2 separate regions of the Homo sapiens genome follow, and region 1 is linked to region 2. The links are chromatin loops, found by intact Hi-C in ENCODE. Cell type or tissue: dorsolateral prefrontal cortex. All regions are shown on one strand.

Evidence for each region. A loop is a pair of places that touch in the nucleus more often than their neighbours do. Peaks named below come from ENCODE experiments on the same cell type or tissue, not always from the same donor. Only the 100,000 strongest peaks of a DNase experiment are listed, where the experiment ranks them.
Region 1: a loop joins it to region 2, with 2.9 times the contacts of the local background. A loop is called at or near these places in 1 of 110 quality-filtered maps.

Annotation. Positions count from the first base shown.
Region 1 is chr1:11,299,881-11,304,880 of GRCh38, forward strand. No RefSeq gene overlaps it. Among named protein-coding and RNA genes, the nearest start is that of UBIAD1, 29 kb to the left of the region's middle. In dorsolateral prefrontal cortex, no CTCF peak of the experiment used is centred here; a DNase peak (open chromatin) is centred at 1,921; H3K4me3 peaks cover 646 bases; H3K27ac peaks cover 359 bases.
Region 2 is chr1:11,456,774-11,461,773 of GRCh38, forward strand. No RefSeq gene overlaps it. Among named protein-coding and RNA genes, the nearest start is that of DISP3, 20 kb to the right of the region's middle. In dorsolateral prefrontal cortex, a CTCF peak has its summit at 2,121 (motif pointing left); a DNase peak (open chromatin) is centred at 2,288; H3K27ac peaks cover 2,221 bases.

The sequences.
Region 1 (5,000 bases), 160 kb before region 2:
TGCCTCCCAGGTTTAAGTGATTCTCCTGCCTCAGCCTCCCGAGTAGCTGGGACTACAGGTGCGTGCCACCATGCCCAGCTAATTTTTATATTTTTAGTAGAGACAGGGTTTCACCATGTTGGCCAGGCTGGTCTCAAACTCCTGGCCTCAGGTGATCCACCCATCTTGGCCTTCCAAAGTACTGGGATTATACGCATGAGCCACCATGCCCGGCCTAATTTTTGTAGAGACAGAGTCTTGCCATGTTGCCCAGCCAGGAGTCAAATAGCAGGAAGGCTCTGCTCCAAACAATGCTTGGTTTTCCATTGAAGACATCTAATAACTTTTACAATTTTTTTTTTTTTGAGACACAGTCTCCCTCTGTCACCCAGGCTGGAGTGCAGTGGTGTGATCTTGGCTCACTGCAACCTCTGCCTCCTGGGTTCAAGTGATTCTTGTGCCACAGCCTCCTGAGTAGCTGGGATTACAGGCGCCCACCACCATGCCTGGCTAATTTTTGTATTTTTAGTAAGACAGGGTTTCACCATGTTGGCAAGGCTGGTCTCGAACTCCTGACCTCAAGTGATCTACCAGCCTTGGCCTCTCAAAGTGCTGGGATTACAGGCATGAGCCACTGCGCCCGGCCAAAAAAAAATTTTTGTTTATTCAAAATTTCTGTCTTTTTTTTTGAGACAGGGTCTCACTCTGTGGCCCAGGCTGGAGTGCAGTGGCAAGATCACCGCTCACTGAGGCCTCGGCCTCCCCAGGCTCAGGTGATCCTCCCACCTCAGCCTCCCGAGTAGCTGGTACTACAGGCATGCACCACCACACCCAGCTAATTTTTGTATTTTTAGTAGACACGGGGTTTTACCATGTTGACCAGGCTGGTCTCGAACTCCTGACCTCAAGTGATCCACCTGCCTCGGCCTCCCAAAATGCTGGGGTTACAGACGTGAGTCACCATGCCTGGTGAATGGATGGTTGATTCTATTTGCTTTGTGCAGTCTGACTGATGTAAATCATCTCAGCCATGTCTGGGCATTGGAGTCAGGTTTAGGCAGGAGTGGCCTCCAGGTCACCTGCAGAAACACACACGGCCGTGGCTCACCCCCTTGCTCCCAGTCACTCTGTGTCTGAGCCAACTTAGGATCGTGTATGTGTGTTCTCACACTTGAGACTCTTTTTTTAAATTTTTTATTTATTTTTTGAGACGGAGTCTCACTCTGTCACCCAGGCTGGAGTGCAGTGAGTGGCGCGATCTTGGCTCACTGCAAGCTCCGCCTTCCGGGTTCACACCATTCTCCTGCCTCAGCCTCCCAAGTAGCTGGGACTACAGGCGCCCGCCACCATGCCCGGCTAATTTTTTTGTATTTTTAAAATAGAGACAGGGTTTCACCATGTTAGCCAGGATGGTCTCGATCTCCTGACCTCGTGTCCGCCCGCCTCGGCCTCCCAAAGTGCTGGGATTACAGGCTTGAGCCACTGCGCCCGGCCACACTTGAGACTCTTAGCAATTCCATGACTGAGGTATGATAGCTCCCATTTTATAGATGAGGAAACTGAGGCTCCTTCAGCAAGTTAAACAGCTTGCTCTCAATGTCCCCAAACAGACCCAGCAGCCCAAGGTCTCAGAGCTGATGGCAGAGCTGGGATGAGAAGCCAAGTCCTTTGACTTCTAACCCAGTGCTTTTCCCGCCATGCTCTGTGTCCCATCCTTGGTCCTAATCTTGAGACGGCAGGACTAAGATTGGAGGACTTGTGGCTTCCAGGTTCCTCCTGAAAGCCACCAGAGATTTAAAAAAAAAAAAAAAGAGTGAGAGGTTAGCCTGATCCAGCGAGAGCAGCGATGGCTCCCTGGGTGAGGATACATGCCAGCGAGTGAGGAGCTGCTGACTGGGGGGTGATCTCCCTGATAAATGATGGAGTGCCAGTTGCTTCTGCAGCTGCAGGGCTGCATCTGGGCCCCAGTGCTGATGCACGCTCCGCCTCCAGATCCGCATTGTCACCAGCTTGTTGGAAAAACAGATGTTATTGTCCTCTGTTCCTGTCCCTTTGTCCCTAATAGGCACTTAAGCGCAGGAGGGGGAAAAAGAAACGGAGACAGAATCGTGTAACTATTTCAGGCTCTTTCCAGAAGCATGCACTTCTGTGGGACTTGGGGTCTGGGATGGAATGGGTGCAGGGAAGCACCCCCTGCCCCCTGCCCCAGTGTTTCTGGGACAGCCCTGGGGAGAAGCTGCTTGTTGGTCCAAGGCAGTGGGTGCTGAGGACTAGTTCTTGGAGGAGACGCCTTCCTTCTCTCTTAGATCTGCACCTGGAGTGGGCCCTAAGCTGACATTTCAAAGAAGGAATGCTGGGGACCTCTGGTCTTCTGCCTGGACTGCCAGAGTTTGGAAGATTGGATGAGGTCAAGGGCTGATGAGATCAAGGTCTTTTGTTCCATTCTTGTTTGGGCTTCATCCATCCATCCATCCATGCATGCAGTGATTTGCTAAACACATTCTTTTTTTTTTTTTTGAGACAAGGTCTTGCTCCCAGACAGGGGTGGCAGTGGCATAGTCACAGCTCACTGCAGCCTCCAGGGCTCAAGCAATCCTCCTGCCTCAGCCTCCCGAGTAGCTGGGACCACAGGTACATGCCACCATGCCTGGCTAATTTTTTGATTTTTTGTAGGGATGGGGTCTCACTATGTTGCCCAGGCGTAAGCACATCCCTAAGGGCATAACCCTACTCCTGACAGCAGCATACTGGTTTGCAGGTGAAAACTTTTCATGGAAAGGACAATACATTCTCTTCCATCAGGTCAGCCATGGCTATGATTTAATGGGAGCTCTGAGGCTCTCCTGCACCTAAATAGCTCTGCATCAACCTGCCTCTGTGCCTCAGATTCCACCATTAGTCAGTCCTCTGAATAAAGGCCTTATATTTCTCAAAGGTCCTTGCTAAAATACGAGCACATAACTGAGGAGATTCTCATTGAGGAAAAAAAATCTGCTTGTCACCATGGAGAACAGAGGATCAGGGCCTAAAATGAGTGCTACACAAGATGGGGACATTTTGATCAGGGAAAGATGAGAAGAGGGATGTCCATTCTGTGGGCTGCTGTCCTGGGAGGGAGGACCTGAGGAGCTGTATGAGAGAATTAGGAATTTAGGGGAAGCAGTTCTTTTTTTTTTTTTTTCCAAGATGGAGTCTTGCTCTCTCGCCCGGGCTGGAGTGCAGTGGTGCGATCTCAGCTCACTGCAACCTCTGCCTCCCGGGTTCAAGCAATTCTCCTGCGTCAGCCTCCTGAGTAGCTGGGATTACAGGCGTGCACCACCACGCTTGGCTAATTTTTCTATTTTTAGTAGAGACAGTATTTCGCCATGTTGGCCAGGCTGGTCTCGAACTCTTGTCCTCAAGTGATCCGCCTGTCTTGGCCTCCTAAATTGCTGGGATTACAGGTACGAGCCAGCGCACCTGGTCTAGGGGGAACAGTTCAGAGAGGGACCTGTCTGCATGCATCATTGGTTGCCCTATTCTGCTTTGAGACCGGCTGTGTAAGTACAGACTCCTAAAGAGCTATCTCAGCCTTCCTCGTCCTTGCTGGAATCAGAGATGCTTTTTTTTATTTTTTATTTTTATTTTTATTTATTTATTTTTTTTTGAGACAGGGTCTTGCACTGTTGCCCAGGCTGGAGTGCCGTGGTGGTGCAATCATAGCTCACTGCAGTCTCGAATTCTTGGGCTCAATGGATCCTCCTGCCCCAGTCTCCTGAGTACCTGGGACTAAAGGTGTGCACGCCTCGCCTAATTTTTAAAAAATGTTTTGTAGAAATGGGGGTTTTGTTATGTTGCCCCGGCTGATCTTCAACTCCTGGGCTTAAGTGATCCTTCTGCGTTGGCCTCCCAAAGTGCTGGGATTATGGGCATGAGCCACTTCGTCCAGGTGGGATGCATTTTTATGTTCTATTGACCCTCAAAATGGGAAAGCTCAGAGATTGGGCCACCTCTGTCCCCATAGGTACCTCCCTCCACATTTCATTGGGATATGAGGGACAGAAATGGGGTGGAGGCGGAGGCCCTAGCACCCCATCCATCTCCCATGTTCCTGCTGCCTTACCACACCCTGCGCCCTGCTCTGCGGCTTCTAGATGGTAAGAGTGGACAGAGCATTTGAGGGCTCAGTCCTGCCATCCAGGATGCCGGCAATGGCTAGTGGGGACTCAACAAAGGGCATTGGTAACTGTATCAGTCATGAATTGCTGTATGGCAAACCACCCCAAGACTTAGTGGCTTAGAACAAATTTCTGTTTGCTCATGGTCCCGTGGGTGGCCAATTTGGGCTGGGCTCTCCTGGACTTATTCGTGTGGCTGCAGTTGGCTGGTGGCTGGGATGGCAGGAGGGTCTAAAGCCAGCCTCACACATGTGTCTCTGTGCCTGTCTCCCCCAACAGCTGGAACTGGGGGACTGATTGCAGGTGAGCTCAGGCCCCTAACCAGGGGCTTTTTCTTTTTTTCTTTTTTTGAGATGGAGTCTCGCTCTGTGGCCCAGGCTGGAGTACAGTGGTGCAATCTCGGCTCATTTCAAACTCTGCCTCCCGGGTTCACACCATTCTCCTGCCTCAGCCTCCAGAGTAGCTGGGACTACAGGCACCCACCACCACGCCTGGCTAATTTTTTTGTATTTTTAGTAGAGACGGGGTTTCACTGTGCTAGCCAGGATGGTCTCGATCTCCTAACCTTGTGATCCGCCTGCCTCGGCCTCCCAAAGTGCTGGGATTACAGGGGTGAGCCACTGTGCCCAGCACCAGGGGCTTTTCAAAAGCAGAGAGTGCCCCGGCCCACCTGGACAATTTTGATGAAAGAAGAGAAAATGTCACTGAGTGGGTGTGGGAAGGACCCTCTTCTGCCATCCCCCTCACCTGATGAGTATTAGGGAGCTAATTACCTGGGAGGTGCTACCAGGCAGAGATGCTCTTCATAACCTCTTACTGCTTAACATTCAGAACCTATTTCACCTTTCTGTTGCAGAACTTCTG
Region 2 (5,000 bases):
ACCATTTTCTCAGACTAATACCAGCTACTGCCCTCAAGGCTTTAAGAACATAACCTCATCTCATTCGCACCGCAGCCTAGGAAGTAGGCACGTGAGTTATCTCCATTTTGTGGAAACGGAGGTCTAGAGACATCATCACTCCTCCAGGGTCACCCAGCCAGCATGTTGTAAAGCTGAGAGTTTGCAAAGAAGACAGGAACAGGGAGAAGACATTCCTGGCAGGGCACAGCCTGTGCGAAGTCCCAGAGGGGAGGGAGAGCATGGCACAGGACAGTGGGTGGTGGGTGCAGCTGGGTGTGCCAGCGAGAGTCGGGGGAGAGGTGTGGTTGTGATTGGATCTCAAGTGTTTTAGAAGTGGCAACATTTCCTGGGTGTTAGGTTCCAAACCACCTTCACATCTGTCATCTTATTTGATCCTGTTCAGTTGCTGTTGCAGTAAGCAGCTCAGAGAGGTGAAGAGGTACCCGAGGATGCATAGCTAGGAAGTGGCAGAGCTGGGCCCCAGCCCTGCTGTCATGTCCCCAGCACCTTTGGGGGATGGCCAAGACCACCAGGGCACTCTCTAGGGAACAGGGTTGGACCAGGACCCCTTTGATGGGGAAGGGATGGAAGAAGGGAGAGTGGGGGCCAGGGCTCCTGTCTTGTTTTGCCCCAAGATGCAGAGACTGGAGCCGCCACACTCAGCCCTCAACACTGTGACCTTGGACTTGTCCTCCCGTCCTCTGGGCCTCTGTCTCCCTGTCTGTAAAATGACAATCTCCTACTCACACTCCAAATCTCTGTTACGGCAGCATCTCCTCCAGGAAGACCCCCTAGCCTCTGCCTCCGCATCACCTCCTCCAGGAAGCCACCATGGCCTCTCCAACCGCATTGCATGCCTTTACTAAATGCTCTTAGTGCTCCGGACTGCCATACTCTATATCCCTCACCTCACAGCGTGACTCTGTGTAATATCTTCCTAGGTCTGGATCTCGATTTGGGACCTGCCCACATTTTAGCTACTTGTCTCTGAGCCTCAATTTTCTCATCAATAAAATGGGGAAGTAACAGTGCCTACCTCATATTTCTGTTATGACGATCCAATCAGAGAGCTCATGAATAGCAGAGTGCTGGGCAGCAAATAAGCCGTCAGGAAATGTTAATAGTTTCTTAAGAGTCAAATTGTGTCCCCCAAAAAGATATGCTGGTGTCCTAACTTCCCAGGACCTGAGAATGTGACCTTACTTAGAAACAGGGTCTTTGGGCCAGGATCGGTGGCTCACGCCTGTAATTCCAGCACTTTGGGAGGCCGAGACGGGTGGATCACTTAAGATCAGGGTTCAATACCAGCCTGGCCAACATGGTGAAACCCTGTCTCTACTAAAATTACAAAAATTAGCCAGGTGTGGTGGTGCATGTCTGTAATCCCAGCTACTACTTAGGAGGCTGAGGCAGGAGAATCACTTGAACCTGGGAGGCAGAGATCGCAGTGAGCCGAGATCGCGCCACTGCACTCCAGTCTCCATTGGATGAATCCAATGACTGTTGTCTTCATAAGAGAGAAATCTGGACACAGACGTAGACAGACGGAGAACAGCACATGATGATGTGACAGAGCTTGGGGCGACGCATCTACAAGCCGGGGACCCCACGATTGCCACCACCAGAAGCTGGAGACACTCCTGGAACGGAATTTCCCTCAGGGCCTCCAGAAGGAGGCAACCCTGTCCATACCTTGACTTTGGACTTGTAGCTTACAGAACAGTAATAGAATAAATTTCTGTTGTCTACTGTTTGTGTTAACTTGTTCCAGCAGCCCTAAGAAACGAATACACTGTTATTTCAACGCAGCAAAGCGAGCGCGGTTCTGGGTATACAGTGGTGCCCAATAAGCTCCACTCCCTCATTGCTGACCCTCTGCCTTCACTATCCTCCACCCCCACTCCCCTCCCCACTGGCTTCTCAGGCCAGGTCAGTCTGGGCTGGGGGGCACCTGCTGGGCCAGGCAGGCAGAGCAATTCCTGTGCCCTGGCTGAGGCCTGCGGCACCTCATTACCAGGCAGAATGTACCTCGATTTCACCCATGACTGGCACTGAAAAGCAGCCCTGGCTGGTGTCATGGATGGGCCAGAAGCTGCTCCGGGCGCCTCCTGCCCCCTCCTGGGCCTGGCAAATCTCTGAAGCACCCAGAAGCTGGCAGGCAGCACGCTCCACAGCTGAGCCACACAGATAAACCTCAACAGGCGCTGGGCTGTTCGGTCCTGGAGCAAACATCAGGAAATTAATAGGCCTTTCTGTGGGCAGCGCCTGGCCTGGCCCCCACTTCCCCCTCACTCCCGCCTGCCCCCCTCCCCTCATCCCAGGCTTTGTTTCCTTTTTCCCTTTGTTTCCTGTTTGCGATAAACACGATTCATGCCAGTCCAGCCGGGCCCCGTCACCAGCTCAAGGCCAGCCGTATTTCTCAGCAATGAGCCCCGAGCTGGCTGCAGTGAGGATCTGGGCCATGGACACAGGCGTGAGGAAGGGGCACTGTGGGCAGAGACAGGGCTGATGTGGGGGCGCCAGCAGGGAGCAGGGTGCCGGGTCTCTGTGAAGTGCCGCTGAGCACTGGGCACTGAGGGGAACTCAGAGAAGCCACCATGGCCAGACCCTCCCTATCTGGGCACAGCTGTGCCCACCCTTCCTACATGGACATAGCTTCCTGAGGCTGCTGTAACAAAGTGTCACACACCAGGCGGCTTAGAGCAACAGATATGTATTCTCTCGCAGGTCCGGAAGCCAAAAGTCCAAGCTCAAGGTGTCAGCAGGGCCATTCTGTCTCTGAAGGCCCAAGGGAAAGCTCCCTCTGGCCTCTTCCAGCTCCTGGTGGCAGCGGCCACCCTTGGCATTCCATGCCTGTGTGGCTCCAGCCTCCGCCTCTGTCTTCACACAGCCTTCTCTTCCCTGCGTCCCTCCCCTTCTTGTAAGGACTCCAGTCGTATTAGGACCTAATCTTAACCAATGTTAAGTAAGACCTAATCTTAACTAATGACATCTGCAACGATCCCATTTCCAAATAAAGGTCACATTCACAGGTACTGGGGGTCAGGAGTTCAATACATTTCTTTTTGGGGACAGAATGCAATGCATCCCAGCTGCTGAGGCTCCTGGTGGCATCTCTCATCACCGCCTGTCACACCTCAGCCATCCAGCCATCCTGGGCACCTGCAGCTTCCTAGTTGTGACTGGCTCTTCCTGGTCTCTGGGCCTCCGTCTGTGCTGTCATCCTCCCTGGATGCCTGACCCTACCATTGTCCAGTTGGTATACGACCCCTCATCTATCAAGATTAAGCTTTGCTGGCTGGGCGCGGTGGCTCATGCCTGTGATCCCAGTACTTTGTGAGGCTGAGGCGGTGGGTCACCTGAGGTCAGGAGTTAGAGACCAGTCTGGCCAACATGGCGAAACCCTATCTCTACTAAAAATACAAAAATTAGCCAGGCGTGGTGGCAGGTGCCTGTAATCCCAGCTACTCAGGTGGCTGAGGCATGAGAATTGCTTGAACCCGGGACGGGGAGGTTGCAGTGAGCCGAGATCACACCACTGCACTCCAGCCTGGGCAACAGAGCGAGATTCTATCTCAAAAAAAAGAAAAAAAAAGATTAAGCTTTGCCGTCTCTCCTGGGAGCCGTCACTGACCCCTGGCCTCCAGGCCCCTAAATGCCCGGTGCTCACCTGCACTGCAGCTCACACCTGCACAAGGGTCTTTACCCATTTCCCATGCCTCCCCAGGCCCTAAGCACACGAGCTCCAGGCAGGCAGGGTCCATGGCTCCCCTCTGCCTCCCCAGCATGGGATGCACATACTTGCCCAGTAAACGAATTCTCGGATGAAGAATAATTGAGCACTTCCTGTGTCCCCATGCCAGCCACTGTTCTAAACCCTTTACCTGCCTTAACTCATTTAATCCCAATATTAATCCTATCAAGTGGGTGCCATTGTTAATTCCATTTTACAGATGAACAAACCAAGCTCGGAGTGGTTAAGCAACTTGTTCAAGGTCTAGTGATTGATAAACTGTAGAGGCTGTGATTTGAATCTGGCAGCGTGAAGGATTCCTCAAAGGGCCACGCACTGAGGGGCAGAGAGAGCTTCCCTAGTGTCCCGGATCCATGCTCCAGGGCCCAAAGTGAGGCTCAGAGCGTCGGTGCTGTGGGAAGCCAGGGTCTAGAGATGTGGTCCTGGACTAAGGAGATGGCGTGGTCTTGCATGTCACCATGCTGGGGCCCTTCATCTTATCCCTGAGACTGTAACCTCCCTGGGGGCAGGGGAGGACCATGATTCCTCCTGCATCTATCTCCCCACCCAGTTCTGGCAGAGCCCTGCCCATAGTAGGCAGAGCCTGGCATCTCCAGGTAGGAATCCTAATCCTGGTTCTGCTGCAAGCTGTGTGATCTAGGAGTCACTTCTCTCTGGACCTCTGGGTTCTTCTCTGTCACTCTAGAGTAGCCATCAGTGGGGCTCAAGAGGAGACAGCCTAAAAATGCTCTAACTCAGCACGGGAAGGAGGAAAGCTCGGCTTTGGGGTTGGACCAACTGGTCTTTGAGTTCCAATGCTGTGTGACCTTGGCCCAGAACTCTCTGGGCTCTCTTTTTCTCATGTATAAGATGGGGCAGACAATGAAGGATACTATGCCAGACAAGTGGGGAGCAAGTCCAAAAAGCCAGCAGGCAGTCGCTAGTAGCCACGATACCTCCTGGCCTCTTCCTCCCATGGTGCTCAATACTGTCCTCCATGGGATGATGGGCGCAGTGCTCCTCATTTCCTTTGCATGTAACTCACTTACTTAAATTTTAACTTTTTTTTAAAGAAATGAAGGAAAACACAGTTAAACAGCCATTTAGAATCATGACTCCATAATCCAGGAATTCTCTTTCCAACACAATCTGTTCAACAATTATTTTGTGAAGTGGGAGGGAGAGCACCACACTAAGTATGGTGTGCAGATTCCCCTGGGAGGGTGAAAATGCAGCTCCTCCAGAT